6 separate regions of the Mus musculus genome follow, and all the other regions are linked to region 1. Evidence: chromatin loops called from intact Hi-C (ENCODE). Cell type or tissue: left cerebral cortex. All regions are shown on one strand. Region 1 overlaps Gm34754 (a long non-coding RNA gene). Region 2 overlaps Arhgef3 (Rho guanine nucleotide exchange factor (GEF) 3). Region 3 has its middle 47 kb from the start of Gm34848. Region 4 holds the start of Tasor (transcription activation suppressor). Region 5 has its middle 66 kb from the start of Gm34848. Region 6 overlaps Arhgef3 (Rho guanine nucleotide exchange factor (GEF) 3).

The links. Peaks named below come from ENCODE experiments on the same cell type or tissue, not always from the same donor. Only the 100,000 strongest peaks of a DNase experiment are listed, where the experiment ranks them.
Region 2: a loop joins it to region 1, with 4 times the contacts of the local background. A loop is called at or near these places in 7 of 42 quality-filtered maps.
Region 3: it touches region 1 in a loop (7-fold over the local background); 6 of 42 quality-filtered maps call a loop at or near these places.
Region 4: it touches region 1 in a loop (2.1-fold over the local background); 2 of 42 quality-filtered maps call a loop at or near these places.
Region 5: a loop joins it to region 1, with 7 times the contacts of the local background. A loop is called at or near these places in 6 of 42 quality-filtered maps.
Region 6: a loop joins it to region 1, with 9 times the contacts of the local background. A loop is called at or near these places in 6 of 42 quality-filtered maps.

Annotation. Positions count from the first base shown.
Region 1 is chr14:27,267,479-27,271,478 of GRCm38, reverse strand. It overlaps Gm34754 (a long non-coding RNA gene), which reads left to right. Exons shown (of 3, transcript XR_383312.3): 3 at 1-127. It also overlaps a transcript of Arhgef3 not described here. Among named protein-coding and RNA genes, the nearest start is that of Gm34848, 3.6 kb to the right of the region's middle. In left cerebral cortex, no CTCF peak of the experiment used is centred here; DNase peaks (open chromatin) are centred at 821, 1,482 and 2,401; H3K27ac peaks cover 2,321 bases.
Region 2 is chr14:27,336,230-27,340,229 of GRCm38, reverse strand. It overlaps Arhgef3 (Rho guanine nucleotide exchange factor (GEF) 3), which reads right to left. Exons shown (of 10, transcript NM_001289687.1): 1 at 3,961-4,000. Among named protein-coding and RNA genes, the nearest start is that of Arhgef3, 2.2 kb to the right of the region's middle. In left cerebral cortex, a CTCF peak has its summit at 2,003 (motif pointing left); DNase peaks (open chromatin) are centred at 2,010, 2,897, 3,528 and 3,606; H3K4me3 peaks cover 2,805 bases; H3K27ac peaks cover 2,139 bases.
Region 3 is chr14:27,216,963-27,220,962 of GRCm38, reverse strand. It overlaps a transcript of Arhgef3 not described here. Among named protein-coding and RNA genes, the nearest start is that of Gm34848, 47 kb to the left of the region's middle. In left cerebral cortex, a CTCF peak has its summit at 2,440 (motif pointing left); a DNase peak (open chromatin) is centred at 1,123; H3K27ac peaks cover 1,027 bases.
Region 4 is chr14:27,427,734-27,431,733 of GRCm38, reverse strand. Tasor (transcription activation suppressor) reads right to left here and starts at 2,900. Exons shown (of 24, transcript NM_001114879.2): 1 at 2,350-2,900. The coding sequence starts at 2,665. Gm52095 (a long non-coding RNA gene) reads left to right here and starts at 3,107. Exons shown (of 4, transcript XR_003951011.1): 1 at 3,107-3,192. In left cerebral cortex, a CTCF peak has its summit at 2,182; DNase peaks (open chromatin) are centred at 2,188 and 2,954; H3K4me3 peaks cover 2,093 bases; H3K27ac peaks cover 1,806 bases.
Region 5 is chr14:27,197,598-27,201,597 of GRCm38, reverse strand. It overlaps a transcript of Arhgef3 not described here. Among named protein-coding and RNA genes, the nearest start is that of Gm34848, 66 kb to the left of the region's middle. In left cerebral cortex, no CTCF peak of the experiment used is centred here; a DNase peak (open chromatin) is centred at 2,296.
Region 6 is chr14:27,346,932-27,350,931 of GRCm38, reverse strand. All of the region lies in intron 1 of Arhgef3 (Rho guanine nucleotide exchange factor (GEF) 3), which reads right to left. Among named protein-coding and RNA genes, the nearest start is that of Arhgef3, 13 kb to the right of the region's middle. In left cerebral cortex, a CTCF peak has its summit at 3,355; DNase peaks (open chromatin) are centred at 1,165 and 1,640; H3K27ac peaks cover 1,391 bases.

The DNA.
Region 1 (4,000 bases):
TGCTTGTGCTACATCCCCTTATAAAAGGCCAGTCCCTCCTCTCCCTGATCCTTCTACCCTCCGCCCTTGCCCAGAGGCAGCCTCTGTAGACTCCCTCCCCATTAAACCTCCCATGTGAGATCTGTCATATGGTGTGACTTTATGGTATCCTTTGCTTAAATTGTAATAGTTTGCCTTTAAGAGTTCATAGACTTTCCAGTAAACCTGTAAGTAGAGCATGACTGTACCACATATTGTAATAAATTCAAGACAGTCTAGTGAATGATCAGAGTCCAAAACATCTCCTAGCATTAAAGATCTGAATAAATATATTAATCTCAGCTTCTGTCTAAGAATTTTTAAATCCCACCGATTTTTCCTTTCATAATGTTTCTCTTCCTTCCTTTCAGTCATCCACACAATAGAAGAGGCATTAAGCCCATCTTTATCCGATGTTTATTGAGCATCTACTATGGGTTAAGGCCTGTGCAGGTTGCTGAGTATGTGAAAACGGCAGCACACAGACAGACTCCCTTGTAAGGAGCTCTGAGATGCTCTGGGAAAGCTAAGAACCAAGCAGGCATCACAGAACTGTGTGGTCACTGCTGTAACAGGGACACATGCCTGTGATGTCAGGAAGATGGAGACATAGAATTGGGAGTGGCTAGAGGGAAGAATGCAAGAACCTCTGGGAAGTCTTTCTTGGCAACTGGATATGAAGGACAAGTGGGTAAAAGTCAGAAGAAGAGGATAGTACACTCCTGACATAGTGGGCAGTGTGTGCAAAGGCCCGGTGATGAGGCAAAGCCTGACAGTATTGAAAAACTGAAAGAAAACCAGAATGGCTAGATGTATTAGACAGGTGAAAGGTTAGTCCAAGCCAGGATGGCAGGGCTCTGATAGAACCCGCTTTGAGGGTACTTCCAGAGTCTGGGAGGTAAAGATGGTAAACCAGGATAACCTGGTGGTACAAGGACGCAGGGAGTCCAGTGCCAAGGCTCCAGGCATACACAGAGAGGGGCTCCGTTATAGATGGAGCCCTGAGGTTACTCTCCTGCACGAAAGCTGCAGCTGACCCCTTTCTCACCTCTGGTCAGGAGAGGGAAAAAACAAGATCTGAGTGTGTCTAGATGCCTCACAGGGGAACGACAAAAGATGTATCGTCACAACGGAGACAGGGTATACTCTCCTCAAGTATTCCTTAAATCCCTACAAACTGGCAAGGAAAACATAAGAAGGATGTGAGCTCTAACCTGCTCCTCTCCCAACCTCACGTCCAGACACCTCTTTCCACAGAGAAGCCCCATTAGAATCAAAAGGAAGTATCAGTATCAGCTCCTAGTCGCCAGCCAAGAGGGCCCTCAGAAGCAGAGGGACAAGGTGGTGCTTGAGAAGAGGGATTGGGCCAGCAGACAATGTGCCACTCCCACCAGGTTCTATAGAAGGCACTCAGCATCTCTAGCAAGGCTTCCACCTCCCACTGACAGGAGGAACATATGGCTGCTCAGGGGATACAACCAGTGAGCCAGGAATTTCACATCTTGGACTTGATCCTGCTGAGTAAAGGGATCACACAGGCATATTCTTGGATGCCCGTCCGTATTATTTATAACAGAGGAAGTCCTATGCTTACATAAATTCCTAAGGAAAAAATAATAGGCTGAGTGAATTTGGTGCCTTCATTTGACAATGTAGTTATTTAAAAACCATGTTTTTAAGGGATATTGTGAGATACAGTGATGCACTCTCAAATAGTAAGTGAAAAGTCCCAAACTGAATTAATGTGTGTCACAATCTGTTTTTAAAACCGTATGTGCTTACGGGCACCAGCAAAATGCCTCAGCAGGTAAAGGCATCTGCCTCCCAAGCCCGCCGACCGGGGCTCAACCCCAAGACTCACAGGGTCGAAGAAGGGAACTGATAGAGACACAGAGCATTCAGGACCACGTGGGCACAGTGAGTTCATGGACACAGAAGGCAGCAAACCTTAAATCCCTACAAACTGGCAAGTATCAAACCTGATGGCACGTCAAGCAATGCCAACATCATAAAGGTCATCTGTGATGATAGGAAGGCAACATGTAGAAGCACAGCTGCTGCTCGGAGGTGGGTCTGCCAAGTGTTCTACTCTTTCTCTGTCCCTAAGTTTCCACAGAGAACAGTGGCCCGCCTTTCCTAGCACATTGTCACTGAGGGCTGCTTTTATGTCCAGCCCAGGGCTCATTGTCTCAGGCTGAGCTGAGTTCTTGTGTTAGGGTACAGCTGGCTTTCCTGCCAAGGCCTTCACAGGACATCAAGGGCTCACCAAGTTCCCCACTCGGGCATCTCTCAACCATCAGGATTTAAACCAGCAAATTGCAGTGGGAGAATCTTTCTCTCCACCAGCAGCCCACTCGTATCCTATGACGTGAGAGGAGAGTTGGAGGCGGCTGCCAGGAGCCTTCTCCACTCTGCAAATTGTTCTCAAAAATATACGCTGCCTTAATTTTTCGTTTCTGAAATAGTTTCTGTTCTATCCTCTCCGGAAGCTGGGGGCTCAGGCGATGGATCAGTTCAAGTGGTGAGGGAAAAATAGACCCCAATTATTTTGTCAACTCTGGAGACATTCTAGTCCCAACGAGGTAACAATTCATTGTAGGCAGGTCATCCTTCCCTGGGCTTCAAGACCTTCTAGTGTCCCTTGTAAAAGGAGTTCTCAAAGAAGGGACTTGGCTGGAGTCTTCAAATACCCCGGAATTACATGTGATTTAAGATCTTGCTTTACAGCTCAGGCTAGCTTCAAACTCAAATGCTGGGACTGACTGCATATGTGTGTCACCATGCTTGACAGATCCTTATGAATCAATGGGTGAATTCACCGGTGGAAAAAACTCCTAGCTTTTTACATCACAAATGGTTCTTTAAAGGGGGGTACTCCTTAGAGGTCTTTCTCTTTGTCCCTCTTCCTCTTTCCCTCCCCCTCCCCCACACCTCTCATTCTAGAGTGAGTACCAAAAGCAGGCCGTGTTGCCAGCGTTATGCTGACTGAATGGGAACCTGGCTACTGACCCAGAAAGATGCCCCTCTTATCTAGCAACTTCTTGTTCAACGCACACATCCTGTGGCTGTCTCATCATTTAGGAAGTGGAGTCTAAACTGAGAAGTACCTAACGCCCTACCCCTCACACCCACCACCAGGAGCCACTAATTGAAACCTACCTCCCCGCCCCCACACACTTTCCACTTATTCAGAGCAATAAGCACAAAACAACTCTTTAGCCAGTTCTGATATGTGCCTCAGTCCCTGCTATGGAGGCAAGGGGGGCTGTTTGAGTCTTCAGGTTATTGGCCAGTTTGGTGCAAAATTATGAAATACCAACAGATCCACCACCTCTTCAGGACTGTTGCTGTAAGGACTCTCCTGGACATTGCCACTTAAAAGCACAAAGACATAGTCCCTTAAAGCCTAAACCACTGACCAATCGATAAAGACCACTTCCTTATCAGAATAACTTATTCACTGGGCTTAGATATTTAGATATGGTTGCATTTATGGTGAACCGGCTTCTCAGGGGTGGCTTCACCCACTACTTTATTCAGCTTAGTTCATCTCCTCTGAGTGCACATGGGGCACCAGGTCTGGTGATAAACTCCTTCCTGGCCATGCCTGGTTCTTTCACACTTCCTGTCAGCTCTGTTGACTCTAAGGATTGGTGGAACTTGCAACATGGCAATTTCATGGAAGCCCTTACAACAGCTTCCAGGTCGCTAACTTGGACAATTATTGTAATATGGCAACAAATGGAGGAAACCCAGCCTAGGCTCTGGAGGCCTGCTTGCCAAGACTCAGAGAGAAAGCCAAGCAAATCAGAAATAAGCCCGACAATAGCTAAGCCCCTAAGATAGCCCTATTAGTGAAATGGGGTAGTTTTTTTTTCTTTCTACAAAATCTCATTACTATGACAAAGCATGATACATGAGTTAGCAAGATAAGAGGAAACATCTGTAATTGCATAGGGGGAAAAATCATTATCTAGAAATT
Region 2 (4,000 bases), 69 kb before region 1:
CCGAAGAACATGGGGCCCAGCTTGTCCTGTAGCTAAAGCTTCAGAGGTACATTCTCAGTTAAGGTTACCTGTTTAAAAGACAGTATTTATTTGGGGGCATTATATATGTCTGTTTTGCATTTACCTTCATTTTTTTCCATTAGTTTTTTTTTTTTTTTAAGTACTGAACACCAGGCTAAATCCATCAGAAAATCTGGTATTGAATCTTGGATCGAGTTGGATTTTCTTTGTATTTTTTCTGCAAGTCACCTTTCTTTGGTGTCCTTATTCACAAAGCTGGGATTTAATATATGTTTTGTGATGAGCTACAAGGAGTCTTAAGAGATCCTGGCATGGTAGAATGCTTTAATTTTATATCCACTGTATGCCATTATTCATAAGACTATGCAAGGCTACTGATTGAGTAAAAACTAGAACCTATACTTTTGGGAGCCCAGGGTAATATTCAACTATTCATGAACTACACCTATTACCTATGCACTGAGATTTTTATAAGCACCAAGAGATGAAGCAATGGCTAGAAATACCACCAACCAATGAGGCCTGATGCCAAGGAACACATCTATGCCCAAAGTGAGAAGCCTACCAGGATGCCAAGCCTAACACAAGAAAAATGTCTGGATTCCATTAAAAATGAAACTGAGGTCACGGAGATGGACTAGCAGGTAAGAGCAACAGGTATACAAACCTAATGGCCTCAGTCCAATCCCCAGATCGTTCAACATTTCAGAGAGAGAGGTAGATGTTCTCTAACCTTCACATGCTTGAATTTGCACATATGCGTGCGCGCATGCGCATGCATACACACACACACACACACACACACACACACACACACACACACACACAAATAGTAAACATAATGTTGACCTACAACTCTTAGAAGCCTGCCCTCACCTTAACTTCCTTAACCATGCCTGGCTACTGAATTTTCTACTTAAAGTAAACCTCACCTTCTATTTAAAGTAAACCTTACCACAGAGAAACAGATTTTGAACTGATAATCAGCCTGGTTCATTAGCGTTCTCAGCTTCCCACTTAGGGAACTGAGCAGGTACTCGGAGCAGTCCTGGAGTGAGCAGAGATCAAAGTTTTCATGACAATGAAAATGGAGATAAACTGAGCAAGGTTACATTAATAAACTGCTTGTATCACGTGACAATTTTCTGTGAAAATCCAAAGCTGTGTAAAAAGCTCCTCACAGTTCACAGTGATGATGAGAGCTGGAGAATTTTATGGCTAGTTAGTCAGGGGCATTACACCTAAACATTTGCAGTCCAACGCATACACCCATAAGAAACGCCAGGTTTAGGAGCAGTATTTGCAATCCAACCCATGTAAGAAATGGCAGAAGAAGCAGCACTATTTTATTAGTTGATACAAAATATCAGGCATGCACTATCATAACCTATGCGGAATATTTTTTTAAAGTTTAAAATGGATTATTTTAAAGAAAAAATGTAAACATGTATCGTTTTTGCTTCCACTGGAAACTATCAATAAAATTTTAAAAAGAAGCATTTGAATTAAACCCTGAAGAGAAATTTTATTATTTGCTTTTAAGAGAATGTATTCATCATTTTTCCTCAGGTAGATGGCATGGTTACCTGTTCCCCGCTGAGCTTTCTGTTAAGTGAACATCAAGTTGCTGGTGACTGAGTGCTAGAAGAACCTGGCTGCAGCCACGGCCACACTGCACACACGGTCTTCCCTCGAACATGCTCAGGAGGAACTGCCATCACACAATTGTGCCAGGCACAGGTGCTCGACACAAGCGCCCTGAAGGTCAACAGGTCCTGTCATCTCAGGAAGGCCTTCAGACACACAGGTTTCCTTTTATTATCGTTCTTTTTACAAAAAAAGAAAAGTTTCTTGAAAAAGAAACGTTCTCAGGACTTAATATCTATTTTATAAACAATTATATAATCTTGTTTTTTTTAAGACAGTGAGGGAATGTGGTTTTTGGTTGTTGCTGTTAGACATTTATAAATACTGGCGACACCTACCGGCAGAAAATATATATTTCTGTTCAGTCGCCTTTTGTGCTAATGAAACTTGCCCTGAAACCCACTTAAGTTTCTTTTTCCAATCTAGCCTATCTTCATTATTGGGAAGTGATTTATAGCTGACCAACAAAGTCGGAGCCATCAAGTTGTGTAAAGTGTACTTTGATTATGGTAAAGACAATTATATTAATAAAACTCAATGGTGATCCCTGAAAAATACCAATATTCCCCAAAAGCACTCACCTCCCATCCTTGTTTTTACATAATTACATCCCCACAAAGGGAAAATAAGATATACTTTATTTTGTGGATCCTATTAGTAGTGAGGAAAATTAGCATAACTGTTCCTGAAATGCTACAGCACATATATATCTACAGACTATGACTAACAAGGGAAGAAGGAATAAGCAGACAGGTTCACTCAAGCCTTTACCACAGGACCCCAAAACTCAAGACAAAAAGATGAAAAAAAAAAAAAAAGCCTGGTCAGAATTCCCAGCGATTTTCACTCTTATCTTCTCTGGCCCACTTTAATGTATTAACCAAACCAGGTATGCTTTATCTCCTCCCAGGAGTTGGAGAAGCCACCAGTCCCATTGCTACTGAAAACTCATATCCATTCTAGGCTCTATCAACCTGAACTCCATGACGGTACCAAACAGATGAGAGCCCACTACACTTCCACAGCTGCTGAGACTACAAACTCTACAAATATTCAACTAGCTACGGAAAGGCCAGAGGCTTATCTTGTGCTCAGCAAACAAAAAGGAGGATCTAACCAGAATCTGGTGGAGTCCTGTTGAAGGGAGGCAATCTTGTTGGAGGAAATGGATCTCTGATGCTACCAACCCCCAAAACACACCTATACAGAATTCAGAGCGTCAAGGGCACACACCAAGCAGACCTACATGTGTTGTGTAGGTGGAATCAACAGTGCTGTGACAAGGCGGGACACACACCTGCCTCCAGCGTCACTGCCCACCCCGAGTCTCTCAGAGTGAGGCAGAGGAAAGTGGAGAACGAACACACACACACACACACACACACACACACACACACACACACACAGACACAGACACAGACAGACGACATGATGAGCTGGTCCTACGGACTCCACCACAGCAAAACTGGAGTCTGATAAGACAATTAACTGTCTTCTCTAAAACCTTGAAAAAGAATGAGAATCGTCTTCTCCCCCAACTGAACCTAACCAACTTCTAAGGGCAGTCAGCAATTTGCCAGAGACAGGACACATGGGGGTGGGAGAGGAAAGCCTAAGAAAGCCAAACTGAGAGGACTCCCTGGATTACCCAAGGGCACTGCCCCTCTCCCCGCGCCCAAGTTCCCAGAATGGGAACTGTTTCTAGCATTTCAAGTCAGCTTCCCATTCACCAACGTTTTAGCTCGTTTTCAGCAGTCATGAAGGAGAGCCTCAATTACTCATTTAGCTCAGACCCAAAATGAACGACACCCTTCCCCCAACCTCCTTTATTGGTTACTTGTGACAAGTAAAGGTGCCCTGTCCCGCCCTTGCTCTCAAACAGCTACAAAACCAAGTGTGTCTGGTGAAATGTCTGAACCGGTCCCCAAGAACTTAGCTCTCTTAACCCCGGCCGGGGACGGGGAGACATTGCTTTACGAGGCTCTCTCTCGACACCCGGGCCTTCCTAACAGGGCAGCGGGTAGGTAGGTGCCTTTGCAGGCTCTAGACAGAGACTGGGGTTCGGTCTGCCAGTCGCTCGGAAGGAAAGAAGCAGCATCAAAGATCTGCGGTTCCCGAGCTCAGGGAGCAGGGCAGCGATAGAGGACCCACAGAGAAGGCGTGAGAGGGAACACTTGAAGGGGCGATCTGGAGAAGCGCAGCACGTGGGGGAGACGGAGAGAAAGCGAGCGGTACACAGGGTGAGGTGGCAGAGAAGCCCGGAGGTGCAGGTGTGTGGAGGGCGCGTCCTACCTCGTCCTTGGCCACCCCGCTGCCCAGGGGCGCCTCCAAG
Region 3 (4,000 bases), 51 kb after region 1:
TATCTGAGAATAACATAGACTTAAGAAAGCGTACAACAGGGGCTGGTTTGATCTGACACCCTCTTCTGGTGTGTCTGAAGACAACTACAGTGTACTTACATATAATAAATAAATAAATCTTAAAAAAAAAAAAGAAGAAAGAAAGAAAGAAACCGTACAACAAAACTGTAATCCTTGATTAGATAAAAACTAAGAAACAAAATTCCCGTGGGATGCACCAGCCAATCCTGAGAGATCATGGGGAACCTTCCAGGAGAGGCAGCTACATTGGAACTTTGCTGGGCCAGAGGGACACGTGGCCAGTACCCTTATTCTAGGCATTGATGTTTCTGCAATTGTGTTATTTTGAAGTGTCAGCAAATAAAAACCAAACTGAGTCCACAGTTAAGGGCAATAAGTAAAGCAAACATTAGCAGCTGTGGGTTCTGGCTGGTGAGTGCTCACTGTACTCGGCCCCCAGCTTCGCTGCCGTCGTGACTATTTATAATAAGATGACGATAACGCAGCACACATTGGACTGACAGTTATGCTAAAGGCCCTAGGAAGGAACCAAGTGATCCCTTCCTCTCAGTAAGCCACACTCAATGCTCCCTCCTCTGCTGCTACGGCGAGTACGGTAGGTGCGTGCACCTTAGCGCCAGACAAAGCTGCTGCTTGGTGTTAGGGTGCACACTGTACAGATAGGCCCATAGCATGGGTTAGAATCCCCAAAATGATCATCAGAGGAAAAATCAGTTACACACATGTCATTGAAGACCTGTACTGAGTCATACAGTTTGCTCCCATCCCTCCTGCAATAAGGTTTAGGTGAACGTGCATAAATTAAGATCATAGCTGATACATCATCCATCGTGCTTCTCTTAACTCAGAGCTATGCTTTTAAACAAACCCTTCTCTGTCCATTAAAAAAATATATATCAGCCTGTTCCCCTTTTTTCCGTAACTGTTAGAGTGGATGTTAGATCCAATCAAGCCTGGGGACATTGCGCATTAGCAGTCTTCTGACGTACAGAATGTTCCTTCTATGCTGTTGTGTGAGAAGCAAGCAGTCGGGGACTAATGGTACACATTGCTGCGCCAGTGTCAAAGCCAGCTGGTTCCACTGCCAGAGCCACCTGCGAGTGGGCGGGAACAATCATGCACAAAAAAATTGCTGGCCTAGGACTTGGGAGATCTGCAGAGCTAGATGGCAAGAGAGCTGGCTGGTGGATGCCAATGAGCCCAAAACTCAAGCAAGAGAGGAATTTCATTACCACACTTACATAAGCTCATCCATTAAAAATGGCCCTGGTGCAAACATAAAGTAGTCATGTCGCTTATACAAGGCTACTTTATATACTATGTATATGTAAGTGGCTAGTAAGTAAAATAATATATATACCATGTATATGTAAATGGCTAGTAAGTAAAATATGTGTGCTAAACACAAATAAAAGGAGCAAAAGATACTTAATATCCACGAGGCACCAGTCCTTAAAGTACCATGTATACACATGAAGTATACACAAGACTTAGGAGGTAGTGGAGAGCCAGAGGCACAGAATACAAATGTACACTTGATCGACAGGAGGCCTTATGTGGGTGCCCACGCGTGCCTGTCCACCCTGGCTCTGTGTGCCTTATCCAGGAAACAAGTGAAAGAAATTCAGCAGCAATGTTTCCAGCTAAATGGCAAAAGGCAGCTCCTGCCCTAATAGAGGTGTCCCCAGATCGGTCTGTCTGCCCCTCAGGGAGAGAAGGGTGCAATGGGAGTGGGTGAGAGGCTTCTCATTCTAAGCCAGGCTGGCCTCTTGTGGCAATCCTCTTGTCTCGGGCTCCCGAGTGCTAGGATGATAGGCATGAGCTGTTAGGCCTAGCTGTTTCTGAATCGCCGATGTAAGCATGGGGCAGTGGTTCAGGGAACCTTCTGTACATGGGCTTCTTGCTTGGCTGCTAAGGAGGCAAAGGACATTCAAACACCATGACAAGTTGCTTTTCCCTGTGTGTTTGACATGATTTAATGAGCAGTGTGGTCCAGATCTTTAAAGGGCAGTGGTGACTCCCAGTCTGATCTATTGATGGACCACAGTGATAAAGAAGATGGGAGGAAAGAAAGCCAGGGACAGGGCCTTAGCCAGCTCCCATTCCCAGATTCTGACATGGGCAGAAAACAGGAAAAATAGACACACTGTGAGGAAAGGAAACTGAATGGGAAGTTTCTTCTTTAGAGGGGAAATTTCCCTTGGTTCCTTGGGGTAGCAAGATCGCTGCCATGATATGGTATACTGAAGGCTAAATTTTATTAAAATAAAGAATAAAGAGGGGGATGGAGAGGTGGCTCAGCAGTTAAGAAGAGCACTGACTGCTCTTCCGAAGATCATGAGTTCATGAGTTCAAATCCCAGCAACCACATGATGCCTCACAACCATCTGTAATGAGATCAGATGCCCTCTTCTGGTGTGTGTGAAAACAGCTACAGTGTACTTACATATAATAAATAAATTAATTTTTAAAAACAAATAAAGAGTTCTATGAAATGTGTATAATAAACCACTTTACCATACAGGTTTGATTGTTGGGGCAGTCTTCTATTTAAAAGGATGGCCAAATACCAACACTTGTGGATAGTCTAGAAACAGCTTCACACCATTTCAGAACACAACCTCCAGGGCCTGCTATTACTTTGACTTGAGACTGCTATAGATTTATATGTACTCTTGCTGAATCAGATATTCTTGCTCCCTGTAAACAGCCAATCAGTTTCTGAATGAATGGCTTCTATTCAGGAAGAGAGGTTCAGATTTTAGGACCTCATGAAGTCAGAGCCTAGGAATGGGGACAACTGTACTTTCTACTTTACAAGGAGAAATGAGGGATAACTTCCGAGAACAAGAATCATTGTCCCAGTACCGCCTCTCTTCTAGAAACTAGCCTCCCCCCCACACTCCCTTCTACCTTCCACCCCCCACTCCCTCCTCTCTCCCACTCCACCTATTATTATGGTTACAGTAAGAGCAACAATGGGGGAATAGAGGAACCCTCTCTTCTGACCACTGATGACTGGCTCGGAAGTATCCACCTAACAAAGCTAGACTAATGAGAAACTAGTAACTCTGGGTTCGGTGTATGTGGGGATGGGCTATGTCTCTGAACATGGATGCATTTTCGGTCCGGGGGAACTGGAGGAAGTCTGTCTGTAGAGCTGCTGTGCCAATGGCAGAGAAGAAGCAGGTTCCAGAAACTTCTTAGTTCCTGTATCATACTTTGAAAAATTCCTATACCACTGCATGTTTGAAAACCTGTCTTGTGGGCTGAGGGGATGAAATCAGATGTTAAAGGGCTTGCTGAACAAGCATGAGGACTTTGGTGTGATCTCCAGAACTCCTGTAAAAAGCCAGGCATGGTGGCCTGCACTGGTAATCTCTGCACTGGGGCAGGAGAGACAGGTGGAACACTGGTTAATCAGCCAGCGGAGGTAAATCTGCAAGATCTAAGACAGAGCAAGACCCTGGAACTAAACTAAGCAAAGGTGGATGATCCCAAGGAATGGTCCTTAGGTAGCATTCTGGTCTGTATACACACAAACACACATACAGACACACATACACACACACAGACACACACATATACACAGACACACACACACACACACAGACACACACACACACATACACACAGACACACATATATACACACAAACACACACTTTTTTATACATTATCATTCCAGGAGGGTGTGTTAGCACACACAGGAAAGGCAGAGGAGAACTGTGAAATGTGTTCTCCTCTCCCAAGGGTCGCAGGTAATCAAGTCAAGGCCTTAGGCTTTCAGCATTAGCTCCTTTACCCACTGAGCCTTCCTGTCAGTCCCCAGTTTGAGTTCTGTCACTTTCAGCTACGATTCCCTAATTAGCCCAAAGTTCAAGCAGCCTTTACACGGATTAACTGAAGTGATAGCTACATTAGACAAACAAAGTCAGCCAGCAGGTCAGCCTCAATTGTGCACAATCTGTACATGCGGC
Region 4 (4,000 bases), 160 kb before region 1:
AAATTGTTTAAAAATTAACATCCAAACTTTAAGTTTCACCAGAAAACAGTTAAGACTGGTAAATCTATAAAAAAAAATTTTTATACTAGCAAGTCAGATGACCATTAGTACCAAGCTAAATCCTAAACATACTTTCAAACCTTCTCATCAATGATGGAAGGAAACTTAACAGTCTCTATACTATTTTGTTTTCCTTCCAACCATTTGTTCTGTGTTGCACACTATATCCAATTAAGTGATGTTTAAAGAGAGAGAGAGAGACAGACAGACAGAGACAGGTAAGGCTGGTATTGCTTATTTTCAATCCCAGCACTCTGAAGAGAACGGTAGGTGGATCTCTGTGAGTTCCAAGGCAGCCAGGACTATGTAAAAGGCTGTAAGGCTGTCTTTAAAAAAAAAAAAAAAAAGGAAAAAGACTCTTGTAACTGTTCTAAAGTGACAATGTTTTTAACTATAAAATTGAAATTCAAAGACTAACTTCTCCCAATTTAGAATAAAATCTGAGATGGGTAAAATAGTTACTTGAAAGCGCTGTATTAATAGATCATGATATCACCTGTAATTCCACCTAGCAGGAAGGCTGAGACAGGAGCATTTCAAGTCGAAGGGCTGAACAACTTAAGGAGATTCTATTATTTGGTTTTTGTAAAGTTTTGATTTGACCCTATTATGTACTATTTGAACAACTGCTGCCTGATTTACAGTAAGATATTAAGAATTATTTTCAGTAAAAATTTAAAAAAACCCTACCATGTTTTTCTAACTACAACCTCCCTTACAATTGAGAAAGTAAAAATCATATCCCTAGGCAAAATGGAAACTATCTCATTTCCCCCAAGGAATACATCAGACTCCACGGAAAAAGCAGCTAAGGTTTATACTCCCTAATTCCCTGTGCCACTTTTAGTATGTTCAAGGGCAGTCATTTTAGAGCAACTTCTGGATTTGGCTTATGAAATTTAAGAAGTACATACTACCTTACTAAATTTTCAAACAGAATCCTAAAGGACTCTAAGCCAGTTTTCTGGTCCCTTTTTAAAGTCTTGTTTTAATGATTTGTTCAAAGCCTTAGTCATTTAAAATCCAAAATAGGATGTCAAAAAGGTTTGATACAGCTTGAAACTGTTAAGCCCTTACTACATTATGAGGCCCTACTTAAAAGTACTTCTCACCTTTTCTACCAACTGGCGGTTGGGGATGAGTATCTAACTTTTCTTGTATCAGCACAGCCATACACACCTTAACGACATCAAGTGAATTCACTGTCTTGCCCTACACCCTAAAGTATTACATCATTTAAAGAGTATTTCTAGAAACATTCACTTCAGCCGGCAAAGATCAACTTCATCCTTCTCTGCATGGTTTCTCATGCTATTTCCTTCGCTTTGTCATCCATTTAGAAAGGAACTTTCTTTATACTTTCATAATCTCAGTTGTGCAGAGAGTTGGTTACCCAGATGCACGGTTCCAATCAAGATTCTAAATCTTCAGATATTCAAATGACAAAAAAAAAAGATTTGGGAAATAAACAATTAAAAAAAAAAACACGCAGTAAGAAGGTAAGTGTTTAAGTCAAATCCAGAAAATTCCAAATTATCGGACAGTCAAAACCTACTCTAAGAAAAAAAAAAGTGTACGTTTTACAATATGGCACTAAGATCTCAAAAAGTAAGCAACCCAACTGTTCCTATAATCGTTTAAGAAAAGTCATTCTAGGCTTGGAAGTTATACAGAAGAACCTACGTAAGCTAATGCTTTTCCAAAAAAAAAAAAAAAAAAACTACATGGAAATGAAGTGTGATGGAAAACTGCATGGAGCGCATATACTAATGGAGAGTTTTCTAAATAGAAGACGCTGACATCGAGCACATTTCAAGTAGACACACAGAGCTGAAGAATTTCCACAGTGAGAAACACTTGTCCTTAGAACGCAGTGGCCTTGGAGAAAGCCTCAGAATCCATGGCCACAGGCTACTTCCACAAGCAGACTTCTCAGAAGCATCTTTAGGAGGCCACCATCAGCTTCTCTGCCTTCGGGGCTTGGGGGAAAAGAGGGGCACCGAGCACCATCTTTCCGCTCGGGGAGCCGCAGCCTTATGGAAACGCTTCAAACCTGAGCTACTTCCAACTTCCACGGGGAGAGGGGGAGCGGCGGAGCGTGGTTCCACCCTATCCTCTCGCACCAAGGGCGGCTGGGCGGCCGTGGCCGTGAGCGGAGAGGCTGCTGGCGCTTGCGTGCGTGTTTACGTGTCTCGGATGGGTGTGGGGAGAGGAGACAGAGAGGTCTTAATGAAAAAGATGGAGGGGGAGGGAAGCGAGAGAGGGGGTGGGAGGAAGGGGAGGCACCACCTTTCTTTTCTCTGCTCTTCCTGGGGATCTGAAAACTCCGCCTAAAAGGCCTTTCCGGCTCTTCGGCGCCTTTGGGCAGAGCGGCCGCGGCCGCTTCGGAGGTTTGCTGAGGCTGCTCGTGGCCGTAGCTCCGGGCGGCTTCAGCTGCCGCGGTCTCCTCAGGCCCCGCGCCGCCGCCGCCGTCGCCGCCGCCATTTTGTAGGGAGGACTCAAGCTCCGGAAGCGCTGGCTTCATCCCGTCGTCTCCGCCGCCGCCGCCGCGGCTTTTCCAGCTCGCGTCCGTCGAAGGGGCCTCCGTCTCCGCGGCAGTCGCCATCGCGCGGGCGTGAGGCGCTCCAGGGAGCTTCCGCCCACAAGGTCGACGGGCGTAGGGGAGGAAGGGCGGCGGGCCAGGCCGCCGAGGTCTCGGCCCACCCGGCCCCTCCGCCCCCGGGGACCGCACTCCAGCCACAGAGACGCCTCTTAACCGCCACCGCGGCCCTAAGCGTGCCTCTCGCCCCGGGAGCTGCTCCGGATTCGGGCGGCTTTTCAACCGGCCCTGGCTACCCAACGTGCTCGCGTCGGGCCCGGGAGGGGGCGGGGCCTCGGCGGACCCGCTCTACCAATAGAAATGCAGAGCCCGCCTCCGCGACTGCAGAGAGACCGTTCCAGGAGGGCGGAGCCTCGCGATGCCGAGCCCGCCAAAAGAGGAGAGTGCCACGCCCGGGGAAAGCGTCGACGCCATCGCTTCAGAGTGAGGGCTTGGGCTTGGCAGCATTCTGCGGATTCCTGGGCCCTGCCCTCTCCGCACTGCGTTTGACGGAGGCAAGCCCAGAGGACGTCTTTCGGACAGTACTCTTGCAAGTAAGCACCTTCTTTCCTCCGGAGGTCTGTGGACCAAACCCGGCACATAATTGGCTGATCCTGGTCGTGTGATCGGTCTGCTCTGAGCTGATCTTCCAAAGGACCAGAATTCGAGCTCCAGCCGACATAGGACAACTCAACCAGCAGTTAGTCACTTCAAAGAATCCAAGTCCTTTTCTGGCCTCGGAGGGCACTAGGTATACGTGTGGTGCTCTATCATAAATGCAGGCAAGCCACCTATATGCATAAAGACTATAAACAAACAATAAGAAAGGCAGTGAAGAGAGATAAGAAAATGGCCTCCAGTGATAAGCAGGGTGATAACATCCTATTCCATCCAGACTTTCTGCTTTCCCAGTAGATCACGAGCACTGGTCGTACTCCAGACCAAAGCACTACATAAGCAAACATTCAATATTTGGGATTCTTCCGCACAATTTACAACCTAATGATGGGAGGCACGAATGCTCGCACACCTAGAAGAATGTTCGACCACCTAGAAGAAAACAATTTGATAGTGAAATGAAGGGAGGGCCTTTCAATAGTTTCTTTCTAGGTAAGGGGTTCTGAGTTACCATCTGTATAGACACATTCTCACAACAGATACCAAGTAGATGCTTTTGCACAATTTAAATGTTGAAATTTAGGCAAATTGAGATGACAAAAGCCAGGTCTAATTTCATCCAAAGTATTTATACAGCCTAAGGCCTAGTTTTCAAGCAGCTCCGGCCCAATAATGCATTTGATGAAGAAACACGGGATACTTTTTACTCAAGATCTCTAAGCAACAGCAGCAGGACGCCCAGGT
Region 5 (4,000 bases), 70 kb after region 1:
TTCGATCTTATGTAAAAATAATATAAGGGGGAGAAAAGCAAACATGTCAAACTATATCTAAATGATAAACAAAAAGGAGGTAAGTTCAAGTCCCGTGGCCTGACCCTCTCCTACTTCCTATGGACCACCTGTAAGAGTCTTTGTCACTCTCCTGCCCTGGCTGGGCCGCCTTGTCTGGCCTCAGTGCAAGAGAGGCAGGCACCTAGTGTTGCTGTGACTTGATGTGCCAGGCGGGGCACATTCATGGGAGGGAGGGCCTCCCCGTCTCCTCAGAGAGGGAGGGACTGGGAGAAGAGAGAGGGGCTGCGATCAGGATGCAAAGTGAATACATTAATTAATAAATGAAAACAAGTGTTACTATTTGGGTTTTGTCCAAGAAGGGAGGACTAGAAGAAGCTCTTTCTATTTCATTCAATACTATGTTGATCAGCAGCTAATAAGTCAGCAGGTCGGTGGCCCAACATGTGCACAACCAAGCCCTAAAACTGAGGCCTTACAATGGGCGTTTCTAATTAATGCTCTCTTGCTCCTAGCAACTAAGACACCACAAATTCTCAAATTAGCCAGCATCACTTAAAGCAGTTTATTGACTCTGATACAGGACCCACCGCAGTCTCCAGGGTAATTAGAAGCTCCACAAATGCTCTTCTTGGCAGTGACTGGGGCCACACATAAAAACTTGTTTACTCCCAAACTGTCAGTGAGTTAGGGTGGTGAAGCCTAGCCCGAGGCGGGCTTGCTGGAGCACACGTAGAGAGGATGTGAGTGTCCAACGTGAAGACAGGCCTGGGGCAGAGGTAGGGGCATGAGCCAAGGCCAGACCTTCAATACCAATGTTTGTGGGTGGCTGGTGTGGTGACCTGCTGCCCCCACCCCTGATAGCTGCCTGTGAGGGAAACAGTGAGGGGATCTAGGCCCTGTAGCAGTGAGGGGATCTAGGCGCTGTAGCAAACAGCAAGCACCTCCTCAGGGCCTGGTCACCCACTCAGGCAGCTGGGAAAAGGGGGGTATGAGCTAGAGGCTAATATTTTAGTATTTTCATGGCATTAATACCATTTATGCTGGGGTAGGCCAGAGGTTGACATAAGGACATCATGCTCTGTCACTGACCACCTTATCGTTTGAGACAGGTCCTAGCGCTAAACCTGGAACTTAGTTATTAAGTTAGCTGGCCAGTGAATTTACGGTATCCACTTTTAGTTTCCTCTCCCTCCTTTATTATTTTTTTTTGTTTGTTTGTTTTTTTGTTTTTCGAGACAGGGTTTCTTTGTGTAGCCCTGGCTGACCTGGAACCCACTTTGTAAACCAGGCTGGCCTTGAACTCAGAAATCTGCCTGCCTCTGCCTCCCGAGTGCTGGGATCAAATACGTGCGCCACCATGCCTGGCTCTCCTCTCCCTCTTACTGATGCTATAGGCACACGCAAGCCCATTGCTCCCTGCTTTTACATGGGCGCCCGTGCTTACACGGCATCACGCTATCCTGAGTCCTCTCCCCGGCCCCAATGGTGTTCCTTTCGTGCTAATTAACTCCCCAGATCCTCATAGGACCCTATGGACTAAGGCAATAACAGTGGTAGCTGAGGGGCCGGTTTTCAACATATGCATAACCAGGCAGTCCCATTCCAGGTACCTAAGAAATAAGATTTCTTTTTTCCTGGTCAGTTAGCCAGAATATATTAATTGTGTGTCATTTACCAAATATTTCTACCAAATACAGCCTGTCTGAATGCATAGGGCACTGCAAAGCTGTTCTCCTGGGCACCTCATCTTCCAGCTGGGAGAGAGCAGGGCCAGTGCTTGATCAGAGTTACTATAGTTATCCCCATGGCAACCTCACCTGGTTGCCCAAGCAGAGATGCTCCTCCCAGCCCCTCTGGGACACAGCTTGATTCGTGGACCCAGCCAGCCTTGCAAGTTCACTCTTCACCTGCCCCCAACTTGCTCACACTTTCATATGATTGTTACCCCCTGGTTCCCTGGATGTACCAGGACCAGGCTGTTGGGCAGATGGGGCTCATGGAAAGACCGGGTAGAGAAAAGAGATCTGCAGAGAGGGCAGCTGACATCCTCTCCCGTGCCCTAGCCTGACCCTACAAAAGGACAGCACCCTTGTCAGGAAGAAAGCACAGCACTGAATTCAGCAGAGGGACAGCTGAGCATGACAGGGAGATGTGGAGTTTGTCACTGGGGAACCCCAAATCTTGAAGAGTCGTGTGGATGCATTGTATCTCTGAATAGATTGTTTTTTAATCACATCTCCCTGAGTAGTCCAGATTGCCCTCAAATCCAATCTTCACACCTCAGCCTCTTCAGCAGCTGGGATTACGTGCATGTCCCCAGCTCAGAGAGTCATAGATTTTCCTAGTCAAAAATACCACTAAATAGAACACCTTTTAAGAGACTAGAGCCATGAATGGGTTTTCCAAAGCTGTCAAGGTCAAGGAAGAAACGGTAAAATTTGTCTTAAAAATTCTTAAAAAGCCAATTCCATAGTAGTGATTTCATAGGGTGAAGACTAACCAAGTCACGTATTCCCTGAATCATACTTCCTGTTACATATTCCTGGAATATGAAACTTTATGATTCATATACACTAATTTTATAATCATAAGATACTAGTTGGTTTCTTTTGTGTGTGGGGGGGGGGGGTGTTTTGGTTTTGGTTTTGGTTTGAGTTTTTTGAGACAGGGTTTCTCTGTGTAGTACTGGCTCTCTTGGAACGTGATCTATAGATCAGGCTGAAACTGACAGAAATTCTCCTGCCTCTGCCTCAGGAGTGATGGAATTAAAGGCATGAGCCAGCACTGCCCTGCTTGTTTTTTTTTAAACACTGATATGCCCTGGTCATGTGTAGGTGGAAGAAGAAACCCTACCCACTAAACAGTAACAAACACTGCCCACCTTCCCTAGTAAAACAGAAACCTAAAGAAGCGAGTACCTCTGCTTTCATAGAGCAGTTTTTAAAGGTAACAATGAGTGTGGGCAGACAAGAGATGTTGGTACTGGACCTCGGAGTTTTATAAACCAGTGGTTCTCAACCTTCCTGCTGCAGCACGACCCCAAAGTATGGTTGTGGTGACCCTGGGCCATAAAATCATTTTTGTTGCTACTTCATAACTGTAATCTTGCTACTCTTATGAATCATAATGTAAATATCTGTGTTTTTCAATGGTCTTAGGTGACTCCTGTGAAAGGGTCATTTGACCCCCAAGTGGTTCACAACTCATAGTTTAAGAACCTCTGCCATAGACTATCAGAACATTCCCACGTGCCATCTGGTAGCAATTTAAGGAACACGTTCCAAGAGGATGGAAATAACCCAGAAGCTCAACCATAACAATAATTTCTGTAACTCAATGATCTTAAACATATATACAGCCCCTCAGATGGCTCCTCCCACATGACTCTAGAAGGAGAAGCCAGATAACTAGCCAGCAATAGGGACTCATTGCTACGGTTCACCCTGGTGAATAAGGAGGAAAGTAGCAAGAAGACTCCAACCCCAGTGTGGACATGTGGATCCATCCTGACCTGGCAGCTTCACTATACATGGGCTCTCACCCAGACACAGAGTTGAGCAAGTGGAGACTTAGGTGTGAGACAGCTGGGCCTCAAGAGGCTGGGACAGACTCTCAGGCTATTCTTCTCAGGTGACAGATTATTGCCTACCTCAGAGGCCATGCACAGACTCCATAATGGGGCCTGCTGGACCCTGTCCATAGGGTGCCCACACTAAGGGTGAGACTGTCTCTTCAAAGATGTCTTTCCCTAGGAGCTGTACCTTCCCAGAGTTCTCAGTCCCATCCCCACTGCCAGGAATAGGGAAGAGAAAAGGCGCAGAAACAAGAGTGGAATTGTGCTCTCAGATAAACACCTCGCTAACATTGAAGTAAAACAGTCACCTTCCAAAGGCTATGTGTGGTGCCCGTCACCCTAAAACGCATGAGGATGGGAACCCACTCGTGTGCACAGGTACTCCAGTTCCTCATCTACCCCACA
Region 6 (4,000 bases), 79 kb before region 1:
AAAGTATACTGGGATAAATATAAGCCCATCTTCCTAGCCAGAGACTATTATTTTAGAACCTCGAGCCAATAATGTAACCTCCTGTGGCTTGGTTTGCTAGCTGTGAAGTACAATGACCCTCCTAGAGTTGTGTGGGGGAGCATGGGAGACTCTGTGGAATGTGTGTGTCATAGGCCCACCTCAGTGGGAGCCCCCAGATGAGACCAGAGCACTTGCCTATTCCAAAGTGCAAAGGGCAGCCTGCTTCCTCCTCCAACCTGCTCGCCAGCCCGCTGCCATTCCCTGATACTTCCTAATTCACCTTCCACTGCCATGACCACTGGCATGTTTTCATTCTTCATTCCTGGCTTCTCCTTCCTCATTCCTGGCTTTATCATCTGTTTAGTAAAACTGAGAGAGGCTTGGCAGGATTCAAGGCTACGCTGGAGGACAAAAAACAGTGGTGAAATCCTAAGACATCAACCAGAGTAGGGTTGGGGGAGCCAGTACGCTGGTCTTGAGGTCTGCACGAGATAGGCCCTGCTAACACTCTGCTGAATTATGCTCTACAGGAGCTGGTACGCAGTCTTACCAGGCGCCAGGACTGTCTGGGATTAAGCAACCATAGGTACGCTGGGTATTTATTCCATCAGATATACAAAGCAGAACGTTTCTCACACAGACATGGTGCCTTTTGCTTCAGTAAGGACACTACGGATTCACATGTGTCGCCTCTCTATCTACCTGTCATCTCCCAAAGTTCAGCATTCATTATCTTAGCTTCCCAGAAAATGAAATAGAAGTACAGAGATGGAAAGAGCCACGTGCGCAGATCTCCATCTTGGTGTCCCAAAGGGTAGGACAGAGTGTTCTAGCTGAATCTGGGATGATGACATGCATCTCGCTCGGAGCTGAGCTGACAGACAGGTCTGCAGTCTGGCTGAAGATAAGGCTGAAGATAAGGCAGGGATCACATTTGGCTGCTAGATAAAACCTGCATTGTCATGGGGCGGGAGACCCAGGCTGCAGGAGAGAGCAGATACACTCCTTTGCCTTCTGGTTACTTCTTAGCTTTGACAATGATTTTTGAGCAAGGAAGCTTTTCAGGGACGTGACTTCCAGAAAGAAACATAAAATACGTGTGATGCTTCTGCCATGTGCCAGCTGTACCCAGTGGCACGTTTTATCCCTTCAGATGCCTGGCCCACGTGTGCCCTCAGCAGCAAGTCCCCACACTTTACCAACCAGGGAATACAGAACATTTTAGAACATTCAGCTCCCAAGAGAGAACAGGATAAACCCAAATCTGGTTATTCTACGTGGAAAAAACAACCAAACAATGACATGAGAAAAATCAGTGAACTGGAAACGTGTGTGTGTGTGTGTGTGTGTGTGTGTGTGTGTGTGTGTGTGTTTGTGTATGTGTTTGTGTTTGTGTGTGTGTGTGTGTGTGTGTTTGTGTATGTGTTTGTGTGTGTGTGTGTGTGTGTGTGTGTGTGTGTGTGTATGTGTGTGTATTAATTTAAACCTTCATGTTGGGGTGACACCATGCCACCCAATGAGCAATGGTATGTGAATAAATAAGGTAGAGAGTAGGCTGCTCAGTTAAGTGTGAGGGTGGTGACGTGCAATAGATTTCTATGGTCCTCTGTCATCCCACACCCCTCAAGTAAGTTTATAAATAGTTCCAAATGCTATTCCCTAGGATGGGTGTGCACGCTCACGCAGAACACAATGCTGTTTGCTTGGCCACTTCTCATGGTGCAGCACATTTTTTTTAAGACAGGATTTTTTTTTTTTTTTAAATGTTCACTAACAAGAGATTTTTCCAGCTCACCTCAGACCCTGGCTTTCTCAACTCTACATTTGCAACCTTGAACCATGATTGTGTGTTCTTTCTAGCCCCCAGACTTTAATACAAAGGAATGAATCATTTAGGGTCTACTAGAATTCATACATGTGCGAATATGGAAAAGAAGGTATCTGCAAGGCGGCAAGGAGCCTGGGAGAGAGTGAGCTCTAGAGTTCAGCTCATTTCAATTACAAAAGATAATCAGGAGACTGAAGGCTAATGTGATTTAAAAATAGGAAGACTAGCTGGGGCGGTGGTGGCGCACACCTTTAATCCCAGCAGGGGAGGCAGAGGCAGGCAGATTTCTGAGTTTGAGGCCAGCCTGATCTACAAAGTGAGTTCCAGGACAGCCAGGGCTATACAGAGAAACCCTGTCTTGAAAAACCAGAAAAAAAAAAAAAAAAAGGAAGACTAGTCACAGATTGCTGTGTCAAACAAAATGATGGAGCTTTGGAGTCAGAGGCAACAGGTGTCAATAAGTTTCTAGAAGAAACAAAGGCAGTTTTGCTGAATATGGTATGTATTTCTGGGGTAGAGGACACTCCCACCTCCAACCCCCAATGCAGGTAGTAAAAGACACGTGGATGGAGAAAAGATTCATTCTGCACTGGATCCTTCTCCCTTCTACCTCAGCATTTAGGTAGCTGGCCCTGCAAGCCTTAGTGGGCCCTGCTGCCAAGGCTGTTCTCTGCCTGACTCTAGCACATACTCTCTTGTCTACCCCAGGCAGCAACGCCAGGACCCTATTTTATAGAAGAGGAAGCAGGTGTCCAAGGAAAGGAAACCACTTGCTCCAAGTTTTACCAAGTAATTAATCAGCAGAGCTGACATTCAAATCTACCTGACTTGAAAGCCTTTCCTGCCACTCCCACCCTGACCTCCCAAGGCACAACAGCAAGGCATACACAGGGCCGTACCCTGCCAGTCTGTATCCAAGGGCTTTCTGTCCATCAATGCCTTGAGTCAGTGGTACTTATTGTCCCATTTCACAGAGCAAGCAAAGAAGACTTAAAGGGCTTTAGAGTTTGCCCAGGATCACCTAGCAAATACAGAGCTCAAGGTCACTCGCCTGTCTAAAGGCCTGGGTTCTTCTAGTTTCCTAATCCAGGGGGAACCTGGATGGAAAACTGCAACTTCACAGGCAGAAGAGAGGTGAAGCCTGAGGCAGGAATGAAAACAGGAGAAGCTGAGCCTGCTGTTTGCTAGCCTTGTCACTCTGGGACCAGAGTACCCATGTGCTTCCAGCAGACATGACGTGACCCTCTAAGGGTAGACCTGGGCTAGACAACCTCCAGCATCAGTGGTCTCACTGGACTACTTTCTAATACACGGTATTCACAGGCTTTCAAGTTCCTCACTGAGCACCCCATCACAGACGGACGACCATAAGTATCAGTATTTTAGTTTTGCTAATGATTTGGTCACACTCAAATAGACAGAAAGCATGCTTTTTTCTTTCTTTGTAAATGTGGGGAGAAACAATAGACACAGTCAGGTCTCAGTACTTGTTCACTGACAGCTAAAGAACACTAGAGGTCATATTTTTAGTTACTCAATTCTTTACCAATGGAGTCACTACACTGTGGAGTTCCCCTACACTTCTAACAAAGGACCCTTTTGTAATTAAGATGTCCTGCTAGACTACAGCAGGAAGAGCTCAAAGCAATCAAATCCACCCTCATCGGTTTCCCTTTGTCTGTGGTCAGCCCTGGGTGAGTCTTGGATGATGCATATGCCAGCGGGAAGCTGCCTCAATGGCCAGGGTGCATCTGTACTCAGACTCACACACCATCTCCTGTTTAAAACTCATGCTAGGAACTATAAAATCACACCACAGATATGTTTCGCCTACCTGCAAAGAAAGATGTGAGGCTTGCCAGTGTGCTTAGAATATCTTTTATTAAAAAAAATAGTAGTAGTAGTAATAATAATAACAATAACAATAACTATAATATCAACAACAAGAAAAAATTTCTATTTGAACCATTTGGGACCACTTGGTATTAACAACAACAACAATTCCATTTGGACCATTTGGGAAACCAACTTGGTATTGCCTAGGAAGGGATGAGTAACTTCGTTACATAGACTGACCACCCTAGCTTCTACTCAAAGACCTACACTCTAAATAGAAGCGGCTGTGGCTGCTAAGGAACTGAAGTCCTGTGG